7 separate regions of the Mus musculus genome follow, and regions 2, 3, 4, 5, 6 and 7 are each linked to region 1. The links are chromatin loops, found by intact Hi-C in ENCODE. Cell type or tissue: left cerebral cortex. All regions are shown on one strand.

Evidence for each region. A loop is a pair of places that touch in the nucleus more often than their neighbours do. Peaks named below come from ENCODE experiments on the same cell type or tissue, not always from the same donor. Only the 100,000 strongest peaks of a DNase experiment are listed, where the experiment ranks them.
Region 2: a loop joins it to region 1, with 4 times the contacts of the local background. A loop is called at or near these places in 21 of 42 quality-filtered maps.
Region 3: it touches region 1 in a loop (3-fold over the local background); 7 of 42 quality-filtered maps call a loop at or near these places.
Region 4: a loop joins it to region 1, with 3 times the contacts of the local background. A loop is called at or near these places in 19 of 42 quality-filtered maps.
Region 5: it touches region 1 in a loop (4-fold over the local background); 20 of 42 quality-filtered maps call a loop at or near these places.
Region 6: a loop joins it to region 1, with 3 times the contacts of the local background. A loop is called at or near these places in 2 of 42 quality-filtered maps.
Region 7: it touches region 1 in a loop (2.8-fold over the local background); 18 of 42 quality-filtered maps call a loop at or near these places.

The regions. Positions count from the first base shown.
Region 1 is chr4:104,892,500-104,896,499 of GRCm38, forward strand. It overlaps a transcript of Fyb2 not described here. Among named protein-coding and RNA genes, the nearest start is that of Gm40216, 4.4 kb to the left of the region's middle. In left cerebral cortex, a CTCF peak has its summit at 1,713 (motif pointing left); DNase peaks (open chromatin) are centred at 1,133, 1,707 and 1,996; H3K4me3 peaks cover 633 bases; H3K27ac peaks cover 1,421 bases.
Region 2 is chr4:104,663,819-104,667,818 of GRCm38, forward strand. All of the region lies in intron 7 of Dab1 (disabled 1), which reads left to right. Among named protein-coding and RNA genes, the nearest start is that of C8b, 100 kb to the right of the region's middle. In left cerebral cortex, a CTCF peak has its summit at 1,932 (motif pointing right); a DNase peak (open chromatin) is centred at 1,941; H3K27ac peaks cover 483 bases.
Region 3 is chr4:104,723,699-104,727,698 of GRCm38, forward strand. It overlaps Dab1 (disabled 1), which reads left to right. Exons shown (of 18, transcript NM_001369047.1): 15 at 3,862-4,000. Among named protein-coding and RNA genes, the nearest start is that of C8b, 41 kb to the right of the region's middle. In left cerebral cortex, a CTCF peak has its summit at 2,176 (motif pointing right); DNase peaks (open chromatin) are centred at 143, 778 and 2,165; H3K27ac peaks cover 85 bases.
Region 4 is chr4:104,648,669-104,652,668 of GRCm38, forward strand. The region is part of intron 7 of Dab1 (disabled 1); the gene reads left to right. Among named protein-coding and RNA genes, the nearest start is that of C8b, 120 kb to the right of the region's middle. In left cerebral cortex, no CTCF peak of the experiment used is centred here; DNase peaks (open chromatin) are centred at 1,873 and 3,270; H3K27ac peaks cover 1,533 bases.
Region 5 is chr4:104,676,111-104,680,110 of GRCm38, forward strand. It overlaps Dab1 (disabled 1), which reads left to right. Exons shown (of 18, transcript NM_001369047.1): 8 at 2,592-2,723; 9 at 3,343-3,462; 10 at 3,960-3,998. Among named protein-coding and RNA genes, the nearest start is that of C8b, 88 kb to the right of the region's middle. In left cerebral cortex, no CTCF peak of the experiment used is centred here; a DNase peak (open chromatin) is centred at 2,278; H3K27ac peaks cover 528 bases.
Region 6 is chr4:103,689,647-103,693,646 of GRCm38, forward strand. The region is part of intron 1 of Dab1 (disabled 1); the gene reads left to right. Among named protein-coding and RNA genes, the nearest start is that of Dab1, 72 kb to the left of the region's middle. In left cerebral cortex, a CTCF peak has its summit at 2,295; a DNase peak (open chromatin) is centred at 2,255; H3K27ac peaks cover 217 bases.
Region 7 is chr4:104,506,987-104,510,986 of GRCm38, forward strand. The region is part of intron 5 of Dab1 (disabled 1); the gene reads left to right. Among named protein-coding and RNA genes, the nearest start is that of C8b, 260 kb to the right of the region's middle. In left cerebral cortex, a CTCF peak has its summit at 1,705; DNase peaks (open chromatin) are centred at 1,476 and 2,565; H3K27ac peaks cover 284 bases.

The DNA of each region.
Region 1 (4,000 bases):
CTGTGACAGAATGCCACAGACTAGACGACTTACCGAAGAAAACCTTTCTTCCCCACCATTCTAGAGACCAAGCAATCAAGGCACAGGTAGGCATGGGTCTGAGCAGAAATCACTTTCTACGTCACAGCCAGCTGGCTTCTTGCTGTTGTCATGGGGGACAGGAGGTGGACATCAGTTGGATCCAGGATGGCTCTGACCTTATCAAAGGTCTCCTTCCAAACACAAGCACACTGAGGATTAGGCCCAATATAAGGATTCGAGGTGGACAGACATTGAGGTTGGTCTAGCGGCTCATCTTCCTCGGTCCATGTGGTCTGCTTCCCACAAGGCCAAGGGAAGTACCTCCTGCTAGTCCATGCGGCTGGGTGAGAGATCGCTGTAGGCTCTCGTTCCCACTGTCTTGACCTTTCTTCACCATTCATCTAAATTCTAACACCTCTAACAGCAGGCCTCCTTTAGAGCCAAGGGATTTAGGAGTTGAGCCTCATGCCCAGATGGGTCCACCGTCACCCACCCATTTAGGACTTCAAAGCAAAGTCTGAGTGCCTAAACCACAGACTCAGAATCTGTGAAAATACAGAGGTCCAACGTATTTGTAACTGTATTTAGGAAAATGCAAGTCCTTTTCCAGGAAGACAGTGGGTATTTGTTGACTACCTGTGATGGCCACACAAAAACATACACAGACACGGATACACACAGACACAGATACACACACAGACACACACACACACAGACACACACAGATATACACAAACACACACACACAGATACACACAGACACGGATACACACAGACACACACAGACACAGATACACACACACACAGAGAGACACACACACACACACAGACACAGATACACACACACACAGATATACACACACACACAGATACACACACACACACACACCACTTAGCTCATCTCATATTTATGCCCAATCTGTGAGAGAGCTGCTATGAGCAGCCTGAAGATCATTTGCCCAAAATCTCAGTTTCATTGCCGCAGAAAGGCAAGGTTCCAATTCTTTTTGCAGTGCTTCCCTTACTGCATGGCTTTGCAGCAGACCTTATGCCGGGGATTTCCTTGTAGAACTGTCCTCTTGTCCTTGATTCTGGGCCCCTAACTTGACCCCTAGGGTCCTGGGAGTCTGTTACATGTCTGCAATCCACCCTTCCCCCAGGCTTCATGCTTCAAATCTCTCTGTTCCTCAGAGGCTGCTTGCACCCTGTGTCCAGAAAATGCCACAGACGGTGTTTTGTCCACGGCGCCCTGTTACATCATTACCTCTACCTAGCAAGGGCACAGCTTGTCCAAGTGACTGGAGAGAGGACAGGGGAACTTTGAAGACAATGGTGCCTTACGTTATAGCAAGCACTCTCCTAAGCATCTGATTTGGGTTTTAAAGACACATTTACACAGGAGAACAGTCTTTTGGTTCGGTTGCCTCCAATTTTCTGTCATCTGAATCATAGCCAAGGAATAAATTGAATCTTTTTCTAACATAGAATATATTACTCTTGAAATAGTAGGAAATGTTGATAATTGCCTTTTATTGGACTCACAAATAATTTATAAGTTGGTCCGATTTAAAAAAAAAAAAAAGTATTATAGTCTTATTTCTTTGGTTTCTTCCTTGAGGCAAGTATCAGCCTCTAAAAATAGAACCCGTGTAGAGATGGGCCTAGCGCTCCCCCTGGTGGTCACTATTTAGGATTGCAGGCTCCATAAATGGACCTGAAGCTGTAGGCTACATTTGAATAATTCCTTTTCCCCTAAGTACACAGAAAGATTTGATTTATTCTTCCCAGCCATGTCTGCATTACAGAGTACTTCTCCTTAGAAAGTCTATCTGCTTTGAGCGTAAGTAAATGATCTATTCCTCATATACATTATCAGGCTGAACGTCTCGGAGGTAGTAAGAGCTTTCCTGGTTCTATCAAATGTCAGGAAAGCTGGGAGTTTCTTCTTTGCTTTAGAAAATACGGAGGAGTGAAATGCAAGCTGGCTGTCAGAGAATCACAGGGACAAGATATTGAAGGGATGACTCGTGACTGTGTGCGCGGAGAGAGTGCAGTGGAGAGATGGACGGGAGTCTCAGAACCGTGGGTCAGAGGCAGGATCCTGGGACGCCCTCCACTGCAATAGCAGATACACACACTGCCTTTCTCTGGAGAGACTGTGATGCCCTGCCTTCCTTGCAGGTAACTAGAGACCCAAGTAGCAGTTCCAGACAGTGGGCTGAAAAGCTAGCTGCGGCACTTCCTGGCCTAACCCTCAAGCACCTGGTGACGGCTCCCACTGTCTCTGTGTTCACACAAATGCCAACGGAATATTCCAAGATATCACAGGAGCAAAGTGGAGTCATCTCTTGTTTGAAAAGTATTTCTTTTCATTTTTTGAGATTATGTTACAATTGATATCATTCTCTCCACATCTTCGTCCCTCCAAACCCTCCCCTATACCCTTCCTTGCTCTCTTTCAAATTCACAGTATCTTTTTTTTATTAATTATCATCTTCTACAAGCAGACACAAATATACATACATATACACGTTTATATATTTATATGAATGTACATATACATATACATAAATGCATAAATGCAGTCTGTAAATGCTTCTTGTATATATGTTTTCAGGGCTGGCCATTTGGAATTGCATGACCAATCCATGTGTTCTTCCCTGGGGAAGACAGTTTCTTCCTCTCTCAGCACTGCTTAGTTGCCTCTGGTTCTTCCTTTCAGGCTGAGGCCTCTCTCTTCCTCCTGTCCACTTTGCCATGCCTACTGTTGTCCTTTCTCAGCTCGTGCTTAGGCAACTGTGTTGCTGAGACTTCGTGGCTGTGGTTTCTGATATTCCTGGAAGACACAATATCACAGCAAACTCCCTATCCCCCTGGCTCTTCTAGTCTTTTGGTTCCCTCTTCCTCAGTGATCTCTGAGCCTTGGGTGTGGGAGTTATGTCATAGATGTATTCATTGGGACTAGGTCCCACAACAGTATGCTTTGATTGGTTGTGGTTTTCTGTAATGTTCTCTATTTATTGAAAGAGAAGTTTCCTTGATGAGAGATGAAAGCTACACTCATCTGTGAATAGAAGGACCAACATTATAACGTAGTTAAGAATTATGCTAGTTTAGTAAAATAGCAGTTAAAGGCTTTCCTCCAAGATCCATGACTTCACTAGCCCTGGGTAGTTGGTTAGGTTTTTAGTACTGTACACAATTTCCTTCTTGTTGAATACATCTTAAGTCCAATTAGAGTGTTCCTGGTGACCACCTAGTTACGCATTACCACTACCACACTCTTAGAGACAGCAAACCATGGTGGTGGTTGCTGTGGTTCATAAATGTCATAGCTGGGTAAGACTGTTGGTTTACTCCATCCTTAGAAGCTTGCATGGCAGCTTCCGGTGCCAGGAAAGTTAGTCCTCAGGGAGGACTAACTCAGCTCAAGACTCTTTCAGCACTAGGTCTGAAATGCATGGTGGTTTTAGCAATAGAGACTTACTATCTTCCACCTCTGGGGGTGCAATGAAGAGCAGTAGCAACAACCTGTAATGTTTTGAAAGTTACTTGGACAACTCTGACCAGCAACTCAGAAGAGGACTTCTCATGCCTAGTGTTGGGGTTTTGTTAGATGACTTTGACCCTAGGAAGAAGAATTGTCAGCAGAGCTGATAAATTTTCCTTCAAACTATATATGTATATTTATACACAGACTTACTTGTATTGTAGGTATTCTTAGGTAGATAGTTAATAGTATGATGAGTTTTTCTGACATCCTTAGAGCTACTTTACCCGCTATCTTTTGTATTTATCTTTCCCCTTCCATAATTAGAGCCCCTCATTCCCTGTTTTCCCCATTACTTGTACCCTGATAGCCCCCTCTATTTTGCTTCTCCAACTCAGCAATGGTCCCTTTCTTCTTTACTGATTTCCACAGTTACTCCAGGGTAGTGAGTTCATCTCTTACTGAACACTGGCCTGGAAGAACCGCCAG
Region 2 (4,000 bases), 230 kb before region 1:
ATCTTTATTGTGTACTTACTGTACCCAGGGGCAACAGGTTAAGCTTGTCCTGAGTGTGAATCCATGGGCTCATAACTACTCTCAGGTGGGAATAGTTATTCTCATCAGCCAGTGAGAAAGCAGACCCACCGGCAGCGCCCAGCCCAGAGGTGCACAGCTATGAGTAGAGACCCCTGGCTCTAGAGCCTTCACTCTTAGCCAGACTGCCTCAGGGTCTGGGGTGATAATAGTCAAAGTGATTTTTAAGTTAAGCTTAAAGCATGGATCTCAAGTTGCAGATAAAAATAGTGTGGAAAGAGAAGCCCCACCCCGTGTTAGCTAAAATGGCAAAACAGATTTAACTCATAAACTATTAACATAGAAAGGAGCTATACTCTATCCCCGTTTATGCAGAGGGGACTAACGGAATAATGGAGCAGTCAGGAGAATAAAATATTACAAAACCTCAAGGTTAGGCTAATCGTTATGAAATCCACCTGGGTTTGCTCACAAACAAATGTTTAAAGCTCTGATGCTCCCTAAGAGGCTGGGAGACAGATGCCCTCTCGATAGCTGATGGCTGGAACAAAGATCTTTTGACTTCCTGGAAGTTTCTCAGGCAGGCCTCTAATGGAAACAGGCTAGAGCCATCCCAGGAACCTGGCCTTGATCCTATAGAAACTATACCTATATGTATGTATTCATGCATTTATAGACCATGATTGAGGCCTAGTCTAGAAGGAGACCAGAGAACCTAGGCAGAGAATATTGTCAAGGCTTCTAGAAAAGGCACGGCAGATTTAGAAGAGAAAGGGGTTGGAGACAAGTTGGGACAGCTAGATGAGTTGGAAGCCAGAGTGGCGATCCTTTGTTGTCTTACCCTGAAACTGCCACAAAATCACCAAGATGATGTGCCTGGGCCTCCATACTAGCCCTGTCCTCTCTCTCCATTAGCTCACAGTGATGAGTGACTCTGCAAGGAACACATAGATGACCTCACACAGATGCACACCTATCAGTCACCCTGGGAGTTTTCAGAAGTCCTCAAAGCAAGCTGCATTTGGCCATGGCCCTCACTACTACCCATGCCTTAAAGTGGTTGCCTGTCCCTTAGTTGATCCTTAACTTTTGTTTATTGACCTAAGTATCTCTTCTTAGCAGCCCTTACTAGAGAGGCCAGCTCCCCAGTTTATTCCACTTTGGGTCTGGTCTCAGTATCTCCAGGTCTCTGAGAACCTGCTAGACTCTACTCTAGTAGAGTAGACTAGAGTAGAGACTCCAAACTTTTCTCTCCTGACCATGGGCTCCTAAAGAGGTGGGGCTGCCTCAATTAACATATATTTTCCATGTCTTGTTCCTCTGTGGTGTCTTATAGGGTCACACAATGATTGGAAGGGCAGGCAAGTCAGCTCTATGTCTAAGGTTGTTTCTGGCACATCAGGTGCCACTCAAATTTTTATACCACCTAAGCACATAAGTTTACCATGCAGTCTTCAAGGTGATGCCCCAAAATAGCTTCTTATGAAAGAGGACGACCAGATCAGTGACTTCCCCACATCACAGATAGAAGAAACTGGAGAGCCAAGAACAATTCAAACCATCAACTCTTCTTCACACCTTGCTCACAATTCACCATAAGTTAACATAAAGCCATATAATGAAGTCAGGAGCCACATCTAACTGTAACACCATGTCTTAGTTTTAGTAAGACAAAATCCTGTCATTGATTGCTAGGAGACTTTGAAGTTTTGCGGCCACAGATTGAGGCCTGCCAAGCAGGAATTAATAGGTCAGGGAGACTAGTATTCATCTTCAGTTCACAAGCACATTTCTAGACCCCACCCCCCACCCACACCCACACCCACACAAACCACAGAGTCTGCTCTCACAACCCAGGGCCAGGTTGCTCAGCTCATGTGTACTCTAGCCCAGGCCCTTAGACAAACTGCTCCAGCAGGGGGAGCCCTTTGAAGTAACTGTCATCCAAGAATCAGCAGGATCAATTTTGTTGCAGTGAGTTGAACTGAACATTTCCACCAGCCCTCAGTTTTGCTCTAGCTTGAAACTCCTTCATCCCCTGGCCCTTCCTCCCATTGTCACCTTCAAAGACTGTCACCCTTGATGTCACATTTTATGGTCCCAAACTGCTGCATTTCTTATCCCATGTGTTTTATAGCTATGTGACTCTGCTTTTGTTCTGGTTGGACTATCTTAAGGCCTTCCTCCTCCACAGTCACTTCAAGCCTCTATTTCTACCTTGTTTTTACCTTGATTATGATATAAGCACAGTATTTGGTCATTCATCAGCAAATCATTACTAACAACATACGTGTGCATGCGAGCAAGCACTCACGTACTCACTCATGTGAGTACACACACACACTTTCAGACATTATGCTAGATGATAGGGATACCATACAGAAGAAGAACTGAAAATTAAAATTACTTCTCTGGTTTCCTTAGTCTATGGAAGAATCATATGCTAACCAAGGAAGCAGACACACAAAGGGAGATTTACAGATCATGGCATGCATTGAGAGACTGGGCAGGGGTCCTTTGACAACATTAGCTTCCCTGTCACACTGCTATGGAAATGAGCTGCAAAGGGGCAGGTATCTTGCTAGCCCCAGCATCCCACACAGTCCTGATGGTCACTTGTAGGAGTCAAGCTTGCTTCCGAGGTCTGGGCCAATGCAGAGTGGTATTTACTGCAGAAGCTTTCCTTCTTCCACCTTCACTCGGGTGCTGCTGTCCTGGAGTCTGGCACAGAGGTGAAGCTGTGTGAAGAAGAGGAAGGAGAGATGGGAGGGAAGACAACCGAACAAAGCCAGATTACCCATGAAGCTTGACACCACACTGCCCTTCACCCCCAGCCTGTTCTTCACTATTGATTGAAAATTGATTAGGCAAGTTGCTTAACCACCCTGAGTCACACTTCTCCCTTCTCAAATAGGAAAAAGATTTTTGAGTTGATGTCCACTCCACCTCTGACACCCTCAGGTAGCTTGGAGTGATGATAGAACTGCACCTGATGCCTTTCTGAAGAAGAAGGGGGCAGTTTTGTGCTAATTTCTTTTACTGACAGTTCATTTTCCAAAGCAACAGCCTAACAAATCATGGGGCCAATTAGTGTAAGAGAAACAATTGATCCCTGTGCTCTGTGAGCTCAGCCCACCGCCTCAGTGGTTTGCGGCGTATTTGGGGAATGCTGCACAGCGCTAAATGGGAACTAATTGGACAGATGCAGCTGTAAATTGCACGGCGCTGCACTACACTGCAAGCTTCCGATGGCGGCAGCAGCATGGCCTGACAGTAATAGGAAAACTATTACCAGGCTTCCCGTCTCATACTGAAAACCAGCCCAGCATAGCCCTGCCTCCTTGTCTTACAGCAGGGAACAGGGAAGCTCACCCAGGGAACAGAGGCTGGACAAGATACCATCACAACTGTTCAGTGCTGGTTTCCTTTACCCCTGACCCCACCACCCTGTTGTCCTGACAGCCTTCTCAAATAAAGAGTCCTAGAAATACAATGTAGATGTCTAATGGCTTAAGGATACTGCAGCAAAGCTCTAGCATACTGGGTAATGGAAACAACCAGGGGGAGCTGTCCACTGTGTCAGAGGCTGGGAGTCTCAGGCCAGTGTCTACAGGATGATTCTGCCCTTGCTCTTAAAGGATCCCGTGCTCTTCTCATGGCTTACTCATCTTCTTTGACACCTCTTGGGTTGGGGATACTCCCCCCATGATCTCTGCTATGATTTTATGTGGAGTTCTCTAGATATGCTTGTTTTTCTCCAGTTTCCCCCTTGTCTGTGATAGTTGCATTAGGGTCTCACCATGCTCCAATATGGCCTTCTCTTACTGTGTATATGATTAGTGTTCCCAAATTAGGGCATCTCCTGAAATGCTGAGATTTGCGACTTCAGGGTACGTACTCAGGAAGAAGGACAGTACATATTTCAGCAGGCAACAGGAACATATAGTTTCAGGAACAGAACTTTTGAGGTGGGTAACAACTG
Region 3 (4,000 bases), 170 kb before region 1:
TAAGCTATGCCCTCATAGAAGGAGAATTTTATGCATAAGAATAAACAGAAAGTGGTAATAGCTACCCCAGAGGCTTACTGCAAGCATCTACTCCCCCACCAAAAAAGGGAGGGGTGTTGTTCCGCTCCTCGCTGCATCTCTAGAGACTGAATCAGAGCCAAGCATCCAGCATGGATATTTTTGGATGAATGAATGAGTCAAAGGAGGCAATGTAGCTAGGAGGTACCAAACATGTTCTATACAAATGCAGCGAGCCTTTGTTTCCAATGTGTTCCTTATAGGTTACTCCGGTTTGTTATTTTCTTTCCTCAGTCATGGGTACTGGTGTCTCCTGAGCTGGCATCTTGTTATAGACTGCAATATTTCACACACACACACACACACACACACACACACACAGACACACACACACACGCATGCATGCCCTTTATCTGCAAGGTGGGAATGTGGGTGTTCCCTCTTTGCAAGCAGCAAAGAGGTTTGTAATGCCTGAGCTTTTATGACACAAACAGATGTTTCTTGGCACCCTTCCTTCCGCTGCTGCACACAAGTCTCCAGCTAACAAATTGTTAGGTAGCTGCCGTGGCTGCCATGAAGGTGCTTCCTGAAACCAGCGCTGTTTTAGTCCAATTGCTGAGTCCATGTCCATTCAGGCATGCGCATGGCCTGTGGCTAAAAAGCAGTAGCTCACAGGCTTGGTGAGAGCTCAGGATTAACAGCCCCTCCTCCCCCAACCAGGAAAATGGAATGAGATCTGTAAACTCCTCAACGTGGTACCAATTACCCAGGGTTGCCTTTTTCTCTTCTGAATATTATACTTTGGTCTGGAGCAGATGGCGTGAAGCCAGAGAGACATGCTAATAGCTCTCTCCCAAAAATTGTGCATAGCCCATCTGTTAGCTCCCTGTGGGGGGAAAAAAGAAAATATGAGGGGGGGGCTTGCTGCCTCCAACAGTACAATCATCAGAGATGAATCTACCTGTGGCTCTTAGGTTCCATTACAGTCTTGGAAAAACATGAAGATGTCCATCCTCTGGATCTCTTGAGCTGGTACTCGTGAGCCAAAGCCATGTCGCTGAGCCTTATGCTCAAGACCTCGAAGTGCCGCACCGACTCCTAACTCATGGCTCAGGATGCTTCTCCTTAAAATGATTTTTCTTTGTGATTATGTGATGGCAATATGCATTCTGTAGAAACCACACTGTTAGTGTTGATCTTTCCCCCAACATAACAATATGGGGTACAATGCTCTCTCTATTGCTGGGCAGCCACAGAGAGCTGTGGCTCCCAGACACCCATGCAATCAGAGGGAAAGTTCACTCCACAGTCTACTGGGCTGCTTAGCTAGCTGTGCAGTAGGTTATCGCCTACAGTATCTCTACTATAGGTTATAACCCCATCATCAAAGAATAGGTATATTTCTGTTTTAGAAGAATGGTGGGAAGGAGGGTGAGGCATGACTGGGCCAAAACTGAAGGTTTCTGCTCACTCATTAAAATGGGCATTAGAGTCACTAAGGACATTGAAAGACCCACAGTTGAAGCCTAGATCCTTTTTTCTCCTCAAAATAGCAAATATCTGCAGTGTTATAGGAACCCATTATTTTCCTACACCATTTTTAATCAGTATAATGTTACACTGATAGTATGGAATTGAAATGAGAAGTGATTTATAATAAAAGCATGTGTTTCAATAAAGAAATACTTGGGCATGACCATACTGCAGGACATAATGAGTAAGTAATGAGATGACTATACCTGAGAGCAGAATTACCAGGAAAAACTGCAGCTGAAAATACAGGCTAGCCCCAGCCACAATGAGTGTTAACTGTTAATGAGTGTTTCTGTCTGGGACCACCCTTTTCCAAAACTCTTTCGCACATTCCAAATCAAATGACATACGTTCTTCCTTGAGTGTACACACTTGTCACGTTCCTGGGAAACCACAGGTGTTGACTCTGTGTGCAGAGAAATTGAATTTCTTAGCCATTTGGTCTGTCTAGGCTTATATCAGGAGGCAGAATCGGTCATTGTGCTGTGCATTGGTCTCACAAGTTTTGGATATCTGCTGTCAATGCTGGTAGCCCCTTAAAAACCAGGAGCCCAGACTTCCCTGCAGTTACCATAACAACTAAAACATCTCACCAATTTTCTCTTCACCCCTAGGGGGCGACAGCATTCCCTCTGAGAATAATTTAGTTAATGTCAAAGCAAATCAAAGAACAAGAGAAACAAGTGGCCCTGTTGTCACTTAGTGTGTTAGAGGTCAAGGCACTGCATTAGTAGGTGAGCTACCGAACAGTGTGAATAAATCAAGAGCTTGAACAGTGTACCCCAGTAAAAACAAACTTAGAGTTCTACCATGATGTCTGTTTCATTGTTTCAAAGCCTTTAACAGTGGCTGGATTCACCAGTAACAAATCCTTGTGCCCTGTCTAAAGCTTCCTCCTGAGGCAGCTTGGCAAGGGAATGGAGAAATGACTAGACTTGGAATGTTGACTTGATCCAGCTTCAGTCGGTTGAGGGGCAGTTGAATTGAGACTAGAACCAGGTACTCTCGTATATGATCACTGTGGGCTCAGAAGAGTCGCTGACATGAACCATGATGTTATCATTGCTACGGCACCTGTCAATCATCCTTTTTCGTGTTGCTAGCATACCCTGAATCCTCTCCTGTTTCATTCTGATCTCACCGTTTTTGCACCTATAGTTTTATTCTGGCAGTCATTTGAAGTGCTTCTTTGGGCAAAGCTAGCTTCTCTACCTTCTGCCCCGACTGAACAGCCACATGTCTCTTAGGCTTAGGTGTCCATGTATGTGTCCCCATGAGAACCATGAGGACCACTGGAAGCATGTAAGAATTCCAGTGGACCCAGAGTAGTCCAGACGCAGTGCCATGAAAACCCTGAAATAGGTGTGGGTCATCTGGATGGCTGCACAGAACACGAGGAAGAGAATCCTGACTAGAGATGGACTCAGCTCAGTTTGGATCCTGATCCTACCTTATGCAAGCTGTGTGACCCTCAGCATTTCCCTTCCTATTGCAATCACCCAAAAAGAATAATTGGGCAAGTAGTTACCATGGTGATAAATATGAGAACCTGCCTGGGTGTGTTTGTAATACCAAACATGGCATGAGGTATCCTCATTGGCTTAATAACCTCCAATTTTTATTTTGTAAACTTGTAAAAAGTAATCCTACAGAAGTAATGTATTCCCACCCCCAAAGTAAGGTGTTGTCAGTTACACAACAAGCAAGCTATCATGTACCTTTCAGCGTTCATCTGGGCCATGTTACAGGAGTAGCTAATGTTTGTTGAACGTTCACTCTGTGTCGGGTGCAATAGTCCCTTCCTTGAATACTGAATTATATTAATCTTCAGATCATCCTACAGAAATAAGGAGATAATGTATGCCCATTTTATAGATAAGAGCCTGGAGCATGGCAGATCCTAAGGGGCACTCCCAGATGACACATCGAGGAAGCAGCCATCTGGCCTTTCATCTATGCCTCTGAAGTTCTAACAGTCAGAGTTTTACTTTGCACCCTGCCTGCCTGATGAAAAACTTAATGAAAATTAGGTCTCAGTGCCTGGCTCTGTCTCCTGAACTATGAGATTCAGGAAAGTGAAACAATGGGGAAATGTTATTATTCCCAGATTTAAGCTGTGTTTCAACCCCTACTTAAGACCTCTCCCATGAGGGCTAGCCCCTCCACCAGTAGGTCAACATCTAGAGGTCAAGACCCAAGAAGTCCTAGTACAGCTTGGGACTCTGTAAATGGGCAGTACACTTCTGTCAATCACTCAAATCTGTAGATTTTTCCCCCCAGGATGCTTGATCCTCCTTTCTCCTGTTCCAGGTTATGTCGCTATGGGCGCCGTCCTCCCATCCTTCTGGGGCCAGCAGCCCCTTGTTCAACAGCAGATCGCCATGGGTGCTCAGCCACCCGTCGCTCAGGTGATACCAGGAGCTCAGCCCATCGCATGGGGCCAGCCAGG
Region 4 (4,000 bases), 240 kb before region 1:
AGGCATGTGTAGTGTAATGTGGTGCAGTGTAATGTGGTGCAGTGTAATGTGGTGCAGTGTAATGTGGTGCAGTGTAATGTGTAATGTGGTGCAGTGTAATGTGGTGCAGTGTAATGTGGTGCAGTGTAATGTGGTGCAGTGTAATGATGTGTTGTGTAATGTGGTGCAGTGTAATGTGGTGTAGTGTAATGTGGTGCAGTGTAATGTGGTGCAGTGTAATGTGGTGTAGTGTAATGTGGTGCAGTGTAATGTGGTGCAGTGTAATGTGGTGTAGTGTAATGTGGTGCAGTGTAATGTGGTGCAGTGTAATGTGGTGCAGTGTAATGTGGTACAGTGTAATGTGGTGCAGTGTAATGTGGTGTAGTGTAATGTGGTGCAGTGTAATGTGCTGTAGTGTAATGTGGTGCAGTGTAATGTGGTGTAGTGTAATGTGGTGCAGTGTAATGTGGTGTTGTGTAGCATGAGGAACTGCCTCCAGTTTCTGCTCTGTCTTCCCTATCAGAGCGAATGCTGCCTCCTCAAATTGTAAGGCAGAACAAGTCAGGACATTAAGAAAAATAATATACTTGATCACCACTCTTAAATTTGCTTCCCTTTCATCTTTCAACCTCCTGCCCTCCATTTCCTCATGGCTTATCCTGTCAGCCCTCCTCTGGATCATCCTCTTGCCATGTGGCCCTTTTGTAACACCTTCTGGGCTCATTGAAATCTATTCTTCAACTATCAAGCACCAGACATCTCCTTACTAGACAGTCACCACATGGAACTAGGCTCTGAGATCAAATCTGTAGATGTTCTAGTCTGCAGTATAAAATTAAACTGTAGTCCATGTAACCTATGCAAATTCTGTCATGTTATTTATAATATATAATACCATGAGAATGTTGTAGAAATAGATGTTACAATGCATTGTTTCAGGACTAAGACAAAAAAAAAATCTATACTGTTGGAGATGGATTTTGGTCCTGTTAGTTGAACCCATTGGTGTGGAAGTCCTGTTGTGCTTTCCTTTTGCACTTTGGGACAAATCCCAAAGCACTTGAGGTGGTGTGCAGAGTGCTGGGGCCCTGGCACCTGTCTGCCTCCAGTCTCAGCTTAATCCTGAACTTCACTGTTAAGTCCACTCCCCGCCCCCAGCCACCCACCCCCTGCTGATCATTTATTTTAATATCTTACCCACTAACTAATGTGAACATTTAGCTCTTTGCTCCCATGACTCCATGCCCAGCAAAGAGAGGCTGAGAATAACTAAAAATAGTGCCACTTGGTCCATTTTCTCTAGAAAGACCCAGTGTGGGGTGTCTGAAAGCCAATCATCACAATGATGGCCCCCATCTCCTCTCTGTGTGTTCTGCCACCTCAAGGCCTGAGATGCCTCCTCCTTTTAGCCTCTGTCAGCTTCCTGGGCTGAAACTTCCTTGACCTTGGCACCAACCAAAAATAACTGAGCCCAGTTTCTAGGAGGCACCAAGTGCCTTCTGGCCTCGTATAGCACGTGCAATTGGAAATCTACATCTCCAGAGAAATGAACTATTCAAGAGATGAAAACATCTTTTCGATTTAGAATAGGCGACAGAGAAGCCCTGAACTCTGCATCCTCATGATACCCTATACTTTGTGTCATCGACCTCCACTGGAAGCAGGAAAAGCTATGAAAAGAGAAAGCAGGCTTGACGGTGAAAATGGCTGGGCAGGCGCTGGCGGCAAGAAAAATCCACATGCTGTAATTATAGATTTTTTGTTTGTTTTAAATCCTGGTGCTCAATCTGTGAGCTCAGTTTAATAATAAAATACTAGAATTATGCATGCAAGTGCAAATTTGGTATCATGTCAGTCAAGCCCAAACACTATTTACGGGATGGAATCATTACAGTGCATTAATATAATGAAGAGGCAGTGTGGCCCGGTTCTGTACGATCTTCAAGCATTACCGCAAGATGCTTGTTGGAGCCCTCCTCAGGAGTTTGAGTTTGAGCCATCTTTATATCACATGGGCTTTGTTGTTGAAAGAACACAGTTCTTATCCTGCTTTTACCAATGTATGTAGCAACTGCTGCTGCTGACTTCAAGGAGGACAGGAGAGAGGAATAGCTGAAGCTGGGTATCCATTACTGAAGCCAAGGCCCTCCATCCACTCCTGTATGCAGCATCCTGCTCCTGCCAAGCTCATGCCTCATTGGCACTGCATTGGCTCTGTGTGCTGCTGCTACAAAAAAATGAGGAGCTCACTGAAAGCATAGGCTCTTGTTTGTCTCTGACTTAGGTGGCAGTATAGCATAGTGACTCATTTAATGTCATTAGTTTTGTTTGTTTTGCTTTTGAGATAAAGTATTACTAGGTAGCCCAAGCTGGCCTGGAACTTCCTATGTGTCCAGGCTTGCTTCAGGCTCAGTCCTCTGGCCTCACTGTAACGTTTGACCTCGGTGATAAACTTGGTAGGCTCTCGAATCACCTTGGAAACAAGCCTTGAGGATGTTTGTAAGGGGTTGTCTAGATGGAGTTGCTGGGTGGCCTAGTGAGGTAGGAGGGACCATCTTCACTGTAGATGGGATTGTGCCATGACTAGGGGTCCTAGACTAAATGAAAAGGAGCAAGGGATCTGGGCGCAAGCATTCAGCATTTTCTGCCTCCTGACTGAACTGCAGTGGGACCAGCTGGACTCCCCTCTTATGGCACACTTTCTTCATTATGAAAGCATGTGTTCCCTAGAACTGTAAGCCAGAACAAACCCTTCCTTCTTTCCTTAAATTGCTTTCTGTCTGCTGTTTCACCCTAGTCCTAGGCTCAGAAATGTGCACTGTGGTGAAGGTCTTGCCATTGCAATTTTAAGCAAAATATCTCAAACCATACAACCAAGAATCAACTCTAGCCATATTACATAGCATCTTGGTGTTTTTATGCTGCTAATTCGCTTTTCTGTACCTCTGTTTCCTTCTCTGTAAGCTATGTTAATTTGATAGTACCAATGCTTAGCTTGTAGAGTATGGACTAAGTAAATAGAGCCCTAGAAATGCTCCTGGCTCAGAGGAAGTGCCCCATGGATGCTTCCTGCAGTCCTTCTCTCTGCCCCACCCCCTCGCCCCCAGTCCCTAGGATCGTATTGTGTTAAGATACTGTGACTAAGCAGTGTGTGAAATGCGCAGAAGCAGCAACAAGCAGCACAGCTCTGATCCAACAGTACACATTGCTCATCTGAACCCATAGTTTTCTTTTTATGACAGTGGCTGTGCCAAAATCCAGGCCTCTCCTTTGTTGGAAGTTGAGCCTGCTCAGAGACGATTGGACCTGGTTCAGAATAGCTATCGAGAGAGACAAAGAGGTTTGCACATCAAGGACCAAAGTCAAGCCTTTGCGAATGTGCAAAACCGAGAATTGATGCAGAAGTCATTATTAACTCACACATTTAACAGGATGTTTGCCTTTCAACAAAGGGTGACTAATTAATGTAGCAGTTGATTATGTGGCTCCCTTAATTTGTTACTGGTTTTTAAATACCAAAATAATTGCATCACCAAAGGAGGACAGTTGCTAGAAAGTCAGTTTACAAAAGAGAACCAGAAAGGGTTGTCTGTTGGTTCCAAGTCCTTTTTGGGCATAGCTTCGCATTTTGCTCTGACTTGGCCGCAGTTCACAAGTCTCAGGAGTAGACATCATACCCAGTGCCTCGCAATGGTGGGAATCCTAAAGGTCTCTGACACAGTGAGCTGGTGTGGAGGAGCTGTGGGATCAGAGTGCTTGAGTTCAAATCCTGACTGCCACTGTCCAGCCCTGGAAATGCCTACCTATGGGAAAGCTGTAAGGATTAACTTCCCGACATAGGAGAAGCACTAAAAATACTTAATATAATTAATAATCATCACGTAGCTTCTGAATTTCTCTCCAGCCTCATTTCCTGGCATTTTCCACTCTGACCCCTATTTCCTGAGCATCTCAGACCCTCCTGCTGTTACCTATCTCTGAGCACTTCCTGTCCCCCACTGTAGCTTGCCAAGTAACCATT
Region 5 (4,000 bases), 220 kb before region 1:
CACAGCTAACACTTTGCAAGGCAATATTAGGTATCATCAAGCATTAAGAATGTTTTGATTTAAAATACTTAATGAGGATTCGCAGATAAATTAAACCATCTCCATCTGCCATCTTCATGGTAGGTGATAGTTTTGCCATTGCACACTCATCTCTAAATCTAATTCCACCAGGAAGATTTCTAATCGCTGCTTAATTTTAGAGCAATATTCTGCTTGGCAATCAATAAGGCAGTGTCGTCAAACTTGGATTTAATAGGAGACATGGATTACATCCTCTACATTATGCAGGGAAAGAAATACTTTCAGGAAAAAAAAGGAGAGGAGAAAAGAATGCCTTTGTCTCCAATTTTCCCCTGCCACATACCATTCTAGCTCACAAAAGCTTATAAATCAATGCCCCATGTTGCGTGAATATAAATCTCATCAATTTTACATCATTAACACCATGAAAAAAACTACTACTCTCAGAGCAATTTCCCTCTGCTAGCTAAATCTGTCCTTTTGATGAAACAAAACAAGCGGATTCTGATTGTTTTGCTAACAAACCCTTCCTCCACCAACTTGAATCACTCAAAATCCACTCAAAGTATAAACTTGCCATATTGCTAGTTGAGAGACTAAGGACTTGAGGTGGTGATGCCACACTGCAGTTCAGGGAGCAATGGGTCCCTGGAAAGAGGATGAGGCAGAGGGGAGAGTTCTAAGGGTCATCAGATAGGTGAGTAGCAGCTGCATTGTGGCAGATGAAGGCAAGGCAGAACATTCTAGAGCAGCAGATGATGCGCATGGTCAGAAGCCTAGTCGAGCAAGAGGCTGAGGAATTGACATTTTGTAAGACCAGTGATCTCTAGAATTAAGGTGATGATCCTCATGAGAACCAGAGGCCAACTGAGCCAGGAGACCTGAGTGGCTTTAAGGGACAGGAAGCCTGGTACTGAACCTAAGAGAATACATACCCTAGTAGACCCAAAAGTTTGCATAGAGGAGCTGCCTGGGCTGCCTTTGTTTCTCCCTTCTTCCTGGTATCCAGGAATAGGAAAGATTTTATACACCATAAAACACATTCATTTTTCTTCTTGGACTATTTGAGTATATTTTGCTCAAATATAAGCTAGGTAACATAGCAACAATAAGCAGATATAACTCTAATTAAACATTTGCATGCACAAATATATAGAGATATATTAGGAATAATTATAAATTGATATCTTTCAACACCAAGCCAGCATCATTCTACAGAGAGAGGAACTCAAAGCATTTTCAATAAAATGAGGAACAAGAATATCCACTCTCCCCATATCTGTTCAATATAGTACTTGAAGTCCTTTTAGGTTTTGAAATTTGCCTTTTTATTGCCTTTATTAATAGAGCCAGGGCTTTCGAATTAGGATCGTTCGGTGTGTTTTTTCTAGGAAATAAACTGGTGCAGAAAGGACTAGTGGGTAGTTTGCTTTGGTACAGTGACTAGAATTCAAGCTTCTTGGTGTAAAGAAAATGCTCTTTGTAAGGATTCTGGACTGACTGCAAGCATCTCTTTGCATCTGCAAGCCTTTATAGAGTATTAATTGATATGATATATTGGATTATTATAGGAAAATAACCACAAAGATGCACATCTCCTAATAGGATGGGAAACTTTGGTCCTGTGGTAGCCTGAGTAACAAAGGCAGAAAGGCCAATTTCAATCTACTAGCATAAATCAGATTTCTTCAGCTGACCAAAATGGGAGGAGCTTAGGGCAAGGCTAGAAGATGGCAGAGTTCAGGAAGACAGAGTCTAGTGTGGACAGTGGTCCTGAAGTCAGACAAACTTATCAGAACAAAATCTGTGGCCATTAATGTGAGAGAAATCCATCATGAGTTTGAAGGGAATAGTCCTTCAAGGAGAGGCAAGGCTTGCCCCGTTCAGGGGCTGCTTAACAGACCTAGTGTTCATTTCATGTGGCCATCAAAAAGAGAATTTAAAATGGTGATGAAATCAAGACATTGCAGACAGAGAGACTTAGCCGATGAAAAGTGTGTGTGTGTGTGCACATGGGTGTATGCATGCGCCCCAACCTCTGCCCAAATGACTTTGAGACAGATAAAGTTATTCATCCCTCAACACAGATTTTTCAACCAGCTGCTGGGAAAACTCAGTAGCCCTGCAAAACTCAAGTACTGTGACGTTCACAGCACTCCCTGGAGTTGTTTAGGGGACAGCCCCTCCCTCTGTATGCAAAGGCCTGAGAACGTAAGCGTGTTCACTATCGAGACAGATTGGACGGGGCTGGGCTGTGAAGGTTGCAAGCAGAAAGAAGCATGTGGGCTGCTTTCAACTGGGAGGCTTTGGCAGGCAGTGTGAAGCCACCTCTGCAGATGCTCACCCCCATATGAACAGTCCTGGTTTCACTCTGGTCACAGCAGTGAGACCATGGAGGGAGACCTCCTTTTCTCAAGGGCAGGCGTAGCTCTTTTTCCTTCCATCTGTAGCAAACAGCTTTCCCAAAGCCCCTTGGGCCTTTCGCACATGGTGAAAACACATCTCTTATTGATCAACAGCTCGAGGGGGTGTGTTCCCTGAAACACCGTCTTCCTTTTGTGTGTCCCCAGGCCCTTCAGCATCACCATGCTGTTCATGAAATTTCCTACATTGCGAAGGACATCACAGATCATCGGGCTTTCGGATACGTTTGCGGGAAGGAAGGGAATCACAGATTTGTGGCCATCAAAACAGCCCAGGCGGTAAGTATTCCTGTCCAATACAGGTGTCTGCCTTGTTACGGGGCAGGACAGAGTCAACACTGTGGATTTTCCAAGGCCCAGCCTGACCAAATGATGGACCGCCACTGTCAGCTGATGTGCAGAATCCATCCTAGGAAAGATAAACAGCCTTAAAGCAAAGAAACAAGGCTCTGCCCGTTCAGCTTTATTTTCTAATCCTAATGGGTATTTCCTAATGACAAATTACTTTCCCTTTCTGATTAAGCTAGATAGAGACACGTATACAAATAAGTTTCCTTGTGTTCATAGCCTCATTTAAAAAGAAAATAAGAGAAAACAAATAGCTATTTTGCATATGGCCTGCCCTAATTTTATTGTATTCCGAATCACTAATAAATAAAAGCAATGCTTTTTATGCTTATGATTATTATGAATTTGCAAATATAATTAGTTGAAGAAATGAACTTTAGCCTAGAAGCAATTTGCTAAACCAATATAAACAAGGTAGAATTAATTAAGAATGGAATGCTTTCAGTTTAATAGAAAAGGGAAGGGCTGCGGGTTGGAGCCGCAGACAAAAATTAGTAGCTGCACTTCAGCAGCGTTCGTTATTAATGTGTCCCACCACCCTTCACTCCAGGCTGAACCTGTTATCCTGGACTTGAGAGATCTCTTTCAACTCATCTATGAGCTGAAGCAAAGAGAAGAATTGGAAAAAAAGGCACAAAAGGATAAGCAGTGTGAACAAGCTGTGTACCAGGTATACCAATGTGTTTCTCCCAGTGCTGCAGAAGACGGGGCCCGCAGTAAACAGATGGGAAACCGACTAGTCGAACCATCTCCTCCTGGTGCTGAGCAGAAATAAGCAGAGATGAAAGGATCCTGGGTAGATTTCAGACACCCAAACCAAGCCATTAGAAGGGATCCTTCTTGTTTTGTTTTTTGTTGTTGTTGTTTTTTGTTTTTCTGAGACTCTAGATAGGTTAGAGAAAGGGAACTCTTTAATCCAGGGGAAGAGTTCAGGGGAGGAAGACTAAAGGCCCATAGCAGCTTTTCTGGCTTTGCTGTTGTTAATGCTGGGAGTGAGTGGGGCGAGAGCTGCGGGATTTGGAGTTTCTTTGTGTATTTTCTGCATTCATGGCCTCCTTCCCTATCCTAATAAATGCTGGCTCTCTACTGTGCTGTAACATCTGAAGATAATCTCACTTCTCTTCCTTTGCATCCTTTGCTACTCCCTCCCTTCCCTGGCTGGGATAGACCATTTTGGAAGAGGATGTGGAAGATCCCGTGTACCAGGT
Region 6 (4,000 bases), 1.2 Mb before region 1:
CTAGAACTTCCTCCTTTCTAACAGTAACAACACTCAAGATTGACTCCCCATCCCATGGTTAGCTTTAATTGTCATTTTAAATGTGAGGAAAGCCAACCAAGTTTACAGCCTAATCTGACTATTTTCAAGGCCAGACGTTTCGCTGTAAAAGATTCATATTCTCCCAGGAAAAAGTTTATTCCAGTGGTTGAGGATGGAATGTGTGAGAGTTTATGTACGTGATGGAAGGCATTTGTAGATGTTCATAAAATATAGATTAGACATGAAGATGTGAGAAGGAAGAAATGAGGTGGTACCAATCCTGTGGCGTCACTGAACCCATGTTACTGAACAGGAGCAGTCAAGGGCTGCTGAACAATTTAGAGAAATGAGAAAAATGGGCAAGAGACACAGTGTCCACGACCAAGGCTGTGCATACATCCATGTGCACATGTTTGCTTTCTATGCTTACAGTGATGAGGTGCTAAGAACTGAGCTTAAACAGAGATATTTACTGCCTTGCAGTGCTGGCATCTCAAAGTAGGATCAACGTGTCTACAGGGTTGGCTTCTGAGGGTCATGAGGGAGGCCCTCTTATAAGCCTCCCTTTAGTTACCTGTGTGTCATTGCTTGTGGCAGCATGTCTCCCAATCTTCACATGGTAAAAGTCCCTGTGTTCAAATTGCCTTCTCTAAGAAGGGTACCAGTCCTACTGGATTAGGACTTAGCGTGTGGCTTCAGTTTGACTTGATTACTCATGTTTCCTAATAGCAATGCTTTGATGGAGTGCAGCTTTGGACTTTAGAGGAGGAAGTGAGGATACGGTTCATCCCACAAACAAGGTGTGTGTGTGTGTGTGTGTGTGTGTGTGTGTGTGTGTGTGTGTGAGTATATGTATGTGCATGTTCATAGGTTTGTGTTTCTACTTGTAAGAGACAGAGATGAGGTAGACTTAGTTTCGGGAAGGATGGGAGTTAGTGGCTACTTCCAATAGCTTTCCAAAGTGGGAAGTGTTCGGAAAGGACAGAAGGGCTATTTCTTTAATTGGTAGGTGAGCCCTGGTATTCTGGGAAACAACTGCTTTTAGAATGCCCAAAGGATAGAGACTGTGTTGCCAGGGTTTATGGCTCCCTCAATCTGTGCTTCTGTTTCTAAACTCTGTCTGCACCTGATGTAGCCACGGATTTTCACAAAGCCCCTGGGAAGTGGACTTGTTTGTTTGTACCCATTTCACAGATTTAAAAGTAGATACTCAACCATTCTCCCTTTATACAGTGGATTTGGGACTCTTATAAAAGTTCTGATATTTTGTGGTGTGTGTCTGCCCTTCATTTCTGGAGTGAGTATAGGCTGTTTTGTGGCATGGCTGTCATTTTCAGTTTGCTTATGTGGGAATGGTTGTATGTACTTTCCAGGGCCACTGAAATAGAGGAATTAATAAAAGCAGAAATGCACCTCATGGGTCAGTTTTCTTCTTCAGAGTCTCCTTACAGCTAAAGTGCACCAGGCCTGGTAGCAAGGACAGCTGTTGCTAAGGGAACATATGACTCTGCCCCACCTGCCCCACAAACATGTGACTATTAAGTCAGTTATATTGTCACATCCGACTAGCTTTGCTTTTCAATCACCTCATCCTGCACTGGTATTCAACAAAATCTAATGTGGCCTTGAGTAGCCTAGAACCCATTCTATAGCCAATGCTTAGGCTGGGCTCCGGATCCCCTTGCTTCCAGCTCTCAGATGCTGGGGTTTCAGGCATCTGCCACCATGCCTAGTTTCAATAAGACTTTTCCCTTGCACAGGAACACAGAAAGCAGCTGACAGACACCTTTCAAGTGCAGAGGGCTCAGAGCCACCTACCTGGGCTACTGTACTACTTCCCTTCCAGGCATATGACTCAGGCTGATTACTGCTATCTTTGCCCCTCAGTTCCCTCTGTGAATTAGGGTGACTGACAACAACTCTAACATCACTTGTTTCTTTTGTCAGAGCAGTCCCTGTTGCCTGTCTTCCATATTGGATTTGAAGAGACATATTTGAGACTCGTTTTTATACCACCTTCAGCAAAGCTTGTCCTACTTATAAACTCTTTTGTTAGATACTCTACCATCTGGTTCTTACATATATTCTAGTAAAGTCAGGTTTACTTCACTCAAGTAAGGAAGTGTCTGTATTAAACAGCCTTGTGTAAGGCAGTGGGATGCTAAATGTCAGGGTAGGATGCTATAGAAGTACCAGTTCTCAAGTCCCAGAGCTGGAATGCTAAGGACTGGGCTGAGGCCTTCCTGGTAAGTGCAGGCTCTGTCTGGAGGGGGCGACTGCTACACAGCTCTTGCAGAAATCCTTGCAGCAAGTGAAATGCTGGCCTGGTATAGTTAGGCCTTGTTATTTCACGGGAAGCCAGAAATTCGCCATTCTTTCAGAAGTGCTTGCATTTTTAACTTGGTGGGGTTTATTTTGTTTTGTTTGGTCCTGGTGTAGAACATGTAACCACATGGTGGATTTCACTGAGCCACTGCCTACCAGAATACACCAGGGAACAGAATGCTATGATTTGGTATTGGCTTGGGGATGACCCAGGGCAGAGATTGAAATGTTTTTCTAATTTATTTTCTCTACAGTAGTGAGGGCCATATTGATCTTCCTGGCGCAATAGTGAATAGTGAAATATACATATACATACATATATACATATATCTTATCATAAGAGAACTTTAATTTTTAAAAGGCAAAGATTTGAATAGCTGTTCTACCGAAAGAAGAATACAGGTAGTAAACACATAAAAAGAGCTATGACATCACTTATGATTAGGGAAATGCAAGTTAAAACTGCACTGCAGTTCACTCCACAATGCATATGTACATGTTGGAAAGGATAGGAAGAAACTGGAGTTTACAACATATATAATTCTTTCAACTATTTTAATGAAAGCATAAGATTGTATAAACAGTTTGGAAAACCAGTTTCTTACAAACTTAAATATAAGTTTATCAGTAGCCCAGCAAGTTTGCTTATAAGTATCTATCATCTATCTATCTATCTATCTATCTATCTATCTATCTATCTATCTATCTATCTATCTATCTATCCGTCCATCAGAGGCTTCCGTGAAGATGTGAGAGATATTATATAAAGAATCATAGTAACTAGACAGAGTTCAGATGATCATGTGTCAATGCAAAGATACACAAAATATAGTATTTTTGTCTCATCAAAGAGCAATCAACCTAGGAGAAGGCCGGACCATGGGTGAGCCTGAAAACTACTCTACTTAGTAAAGTGAAGCCCATGTGTAACATATCATACTATCGAGTTCTCCTTGTAAGAACATCCAGAAAAGCAACTCTGCAGAGGCAGTAAGCAACAAAGTGAGTGGCTGGCACTGGGCATGGAGACTGGATTGACCTAGGTGTCATAAGAGATCTGCTTTGATCTAAAGCTATCCTCATCAACAGTCACAGCATAATTGCATGGCGCTATGAATTTACTAAAGAGCTTGGAATTACATTTAAATCTGCGAATTGGATACTATGTGGACTATGCTTTGGTAAGGGTTAAAACAAAGCAAGTCAAGCCTTGCATACAACAAGTACTGAGTAAATTCAATGTTTTAGCTTCTTCCACAAAGCAGAGTGAAGGGAAATTGCATTACAGCAAAAGAATCAAGCCCTGGGGGGCTGGAGAGATGGCTCAGTGGTTAAGAGCTCTGACTGCTCTTCCAGAAGTCCTGAGTTCAATTCCCAGCAATCACATGGTGGCTCACAACTATCTGTAATGGAATATGATGTCCTCTTCTGGTGTGTGTGAAGACAACTATAGTGTATTCATATAAACATAATAAATAAATCTTAAAAAAAAAGAAAAGAAAGAAGCAAGCCCTGAAGCTGAAATTCAGGTCTTCCTACAATCTAGTTATATGTACACTCTTCACAGCATCACTTACCTCCTTAAGCTTCAGTCTTTCATCCTGGGACAACTGAAAATAGTCATAAAGAAAATGATGTCTTTAAAGAATCAAAG
Region 7 (4,000 bases), 390 kb before region 1:
GAAAAAAAAATATGTCAGACTCCAAAGAAGTTCATTTTCAAGTATGAAAACTTAACTGCAGTCTGACTTGTTTCTTACAAAGCCTGAAGTAGAAGACAGGGCTGCTCCCAAAGCCTGGTGGCTGGTTTATATGCATGAACTGAGAGGGTTAGAGTCTGTAGTCATAAATGTTATGGTTATTGAGTGCTTAGTTTGGACTAGCCACTGGTACATGTCTTTTCAGTAATTTAATTGGCTCAAAATGCAGTGTGATAAGGCCTGGAGAGATGGCTCTGTTGGCTAAGTGCTTGCCGTGCAGGTAGAAGGGCACGAACTCAATCCTTAGTACCTTCATCCAACAACAAAACAAAGCAAAACAACAACAACAACAAAAAAAAAAACAGCGGTGCTTATAATATCAGGGCTAGTGACGTGGAGCCAGGCAAGTGTTTGGGGCTTGCTGAGCAGACAGGCTATGCTATTTTATAAGTGCTAGGTCAGTGAGACATTCTCAAAAGGTGGACAGTGACTGAAGAGTGACACTGACTGTTACTCTCTGACCCCTCTGTACGTGCCACATACATGTGCAGGTACACCAATACCTTCCGCATGAACACACAGAAACCAAGAAGAATCATCTGGTGGCTGTTACCATTATATGGGGGAGAATCTGAGGCACAGAGAAATTAATCTAAGTTGTTTAACAGGATGGCAGAGCCAGCATGGGAGCCCAGGCCGGCTCTTCCCAGGCTCTGACTATTTAAACATAATTCCATTCTGTGGAGAAACCTGATGATTACAGGCCTGAGAGCAGCTTGGTTCTGCTGAACCGGGTCAATGGGAGTGGAATGGGGCATGGTGAAGTCCTTTGAGTGTGGAGTACACCTATTTTGCGACCTTAGGTGTATGCCCAGACATCTGTTGGCCTGTCTGTACTACGGTAGGTTTGCGCTAGAGAATCTGTTGAAGACCTTTTTCTGTACTCCGTAGCCCCAGGGTGTGCGAGTTTCAGCCGATGGCATTGACAGGTGACACTCAGTCTATGCTTCAGATCCTGGGCTTTGACTCAGAGTGACATAAGCTTGAATTGGGGCTCTGCACTTTACTAGAAATTCTGGGCACTTGAATAACTAGGTAAAGTGGGAACACACAGATCTTCCAGTTTTCTCATGGATTAAGTGGGTGTGTCTAGAGATCGTCTCCTATAGAGTGAATCTGAAGAGTCAGTGCATCCATGCATGCAGAAGATGTGCTCACTCACCAGGAGCCCAGCAAGCATCCCCCCACTACCTCCCTTTACTGTTAGGCAGACGCTGGATCATGTATATCCGTTGGTGCTCACCTTAGGAGAGGAGGGGGATGCATCATCTTTAGCACCCCATGTCTGAGCTTTGGCATGTTGTTGGCCTCTGGCTGAGTTTGTGGGATGAAGGGTTGAAGGGTTGTGTGCAGAGCAAGTGGGTGAGCCTGATGCCTGGCAGAGTGATCAATATGACCGGGGACTCTCACTGACACAGCATTCTGGAAGTCTTGGCAGGGTTTCAATCCTAAACTAACAGTTGGAATCAGGAAGAGATTTGCAAAAAAAAAAAGAAAAGAAAAAAAAAAGAACAAGATGTGGAAGAGAAGACAACGCCATCATCTGGAGAGCAGGTAGACTCTGAGAGCCCTCAGTTATTTCTCTCTGTTCTCATTCATTTGGTGCTGTGGTATCCACAGCAGCCATCAACAGAGGGCAGGGTTCCTAAGATGGGCAGTTTATACCATACTGTTACTCTCAGTGCCATCATGGCCTACGCAATGCCCACCTTATGCCTCTTTCCCTGGGTACTGCTCTGAGCACCTTTGTACAGTTCTGTTGTCTCGTGCTGCTTTCCTGCTTCTGCTTACGAGGAACCAGAAAATCCTCAAGCCTTCTAGATCCTTCTTCACCTCTCATCCCATAGGTCTCTGCTATTTCCTTCACCTCTGCTCTGCTCCTCCACCCCCCACCCCTAAGCTGTGAGGCCTCTGAGACCCTGTCTTCTCTTTCACCAGCTGCCCCTTCTTATAGTTGGCTGAATGGTCAATGAATCCAAAGAGGTCAGACAGTGGCCTGGGGGCAGCAAAGACCCCATCCAGGCAAAGGGAGGATTGAAATGTAGACTAGGGGCACTGCACAGGGAGCCTTGCTGTTCCTATTTCACAGCAGCTTCCTGGGTAGCATGATCCAGATGCAATGATCTATGCAGTGTTTCTCTCCAAGGTGCTTAATCAAACCCATCTCGTTAATCCTCACACAAAAAAAAAAATCTTCCAAGGAGGCAAGAAGGCAGAATTCATCTTTTTGTAGCATGAGAAAATGAGACATCAAAGGTGCTGAACCCGCACATTTGGATTGACACAGTTAGCTCTCTGACTCCTGGGGATAGAGACACAGAACTCACTCCCCCACAGGGCTGGGCTGTACTCACATCCTCACTATGACATCCTCCCCATGTGGAACCCCCTCCCTGTCACATCCAGGTTCACAGATGATTTTAGAAGTGAGGGGTGAGCAAATCCTGTCGAACAATTTAACCAGATTCAAAAGGATTGGGATCATTTGCGTAATTGGGCTAGCAGATGGTAAATGTAGTTCAAAGTACAAAAATGTAGAATAATTACAAGGGGAGAAAGTAACAGAGCTTGTGGATGAGGAAAGCCATTTGGGAGAAAAGCTCATTGAAGCCATCATGTCAGTGCTGAAGAGAAGGACAAACAGCTTTGGGGAGCAGAGGAGAAAAAATTTACAGAGAGCAGCCTGCAGAGGAGGAGTCCTGAAGAAGGCAGGAGAGAGCTAGAGCGAGCTTGTCTATTCTCTGCAGTGAGAAAGGAAATGGCTGTGGTGGGAGGGTCTCTGAGAGGATGACAGAGTGGGGAGCATCCTGGAAGGCTGCCAGGGTGGAGAGGTTCCCTGAGAAGATAGTGGGGTGGGGCAGATGGTGGGCAGGTCCTTGGGAGGGTGGTGGGGTGGAGATAGTCCTTAGGAGAGGAGTAGAGAGGAAGAGGTCTTTGGGAAGATGGAGTGGGGTTTGAAAGGGCCCCTGAGATGGGATCAGAAGGTTCCCAGGGAGGAGGTGGGAAGGAAGAGTTCCTGTGATGGTGGTGAGGTGATAGGATCAGGGAAGGTCACTGGTAGCCTTGTGGGGTGGGAGGCTCCCTGGGAAGATGGTGGGATGTGACAGGTCCCAGGGAGGGTAGAGGGGTAAAAACAGTTCCTTGGAGGATGAAGGGTTGGTGCTGTAAGGGGTAGGAAGATTCCCTGGGAGGGTCCTGGGATGGGGAGGTTCCCCAGGAGGTGGGTGGAGAGGGTACCCAATTGGATTATGGGATGGGAGTAGGGAGGACTCTGGTCACATACTGAGTATTTGGGCTGAGAAATGATCAAGAAATACCTGAAGCCAACAAAAACAGATGCCTACTAAAGCCCTTAGTGTGAAGAAAGCCCTCTTGACACTTTATTTCTACTCAGCAGAAGCGATTTCACTCTTCTGGTGTCACAGACCTTGAGAAAACGAGAGAAATGGCTAGAGGTAGAAAGGGCATGAGACCTGTGCAAAGAGATCTGAATCGAGTCCAAGCCTTGGTCATAGTTTCTGCATCTCTAACATGGAATGGTGACACGGGACTGGTAAAGGTTACTGAGCCGCTGTAAAAGTGATGTTTGTAGCTTGTGCACCATGGATACATAAAACCGTTGCTAGACTTCTTTTTGAGCTTTTCATCAGGCTGCATAGAGTCAGCACTCTGAACTTCAGACTCTCTAATGGGACACATTGTGAGAACTGGATTGAGCGCTGTGGAGGCACCCGGGAATGATGGAGTCCGACAGTCTGTTTGTAAGAGGTAGGGCCATGGATACTAACTAGACAGGGCTCTAAGTCTGCTTCTTTCCCAAAGGAAGTTTTAGTTGTTTGGAAAAGCATCGAGTAGAACTCAGAATAATGATGAGTGTTAGAGAAAAGGATACTATGTTATCAGGAAATCAGAGTGTAAATAG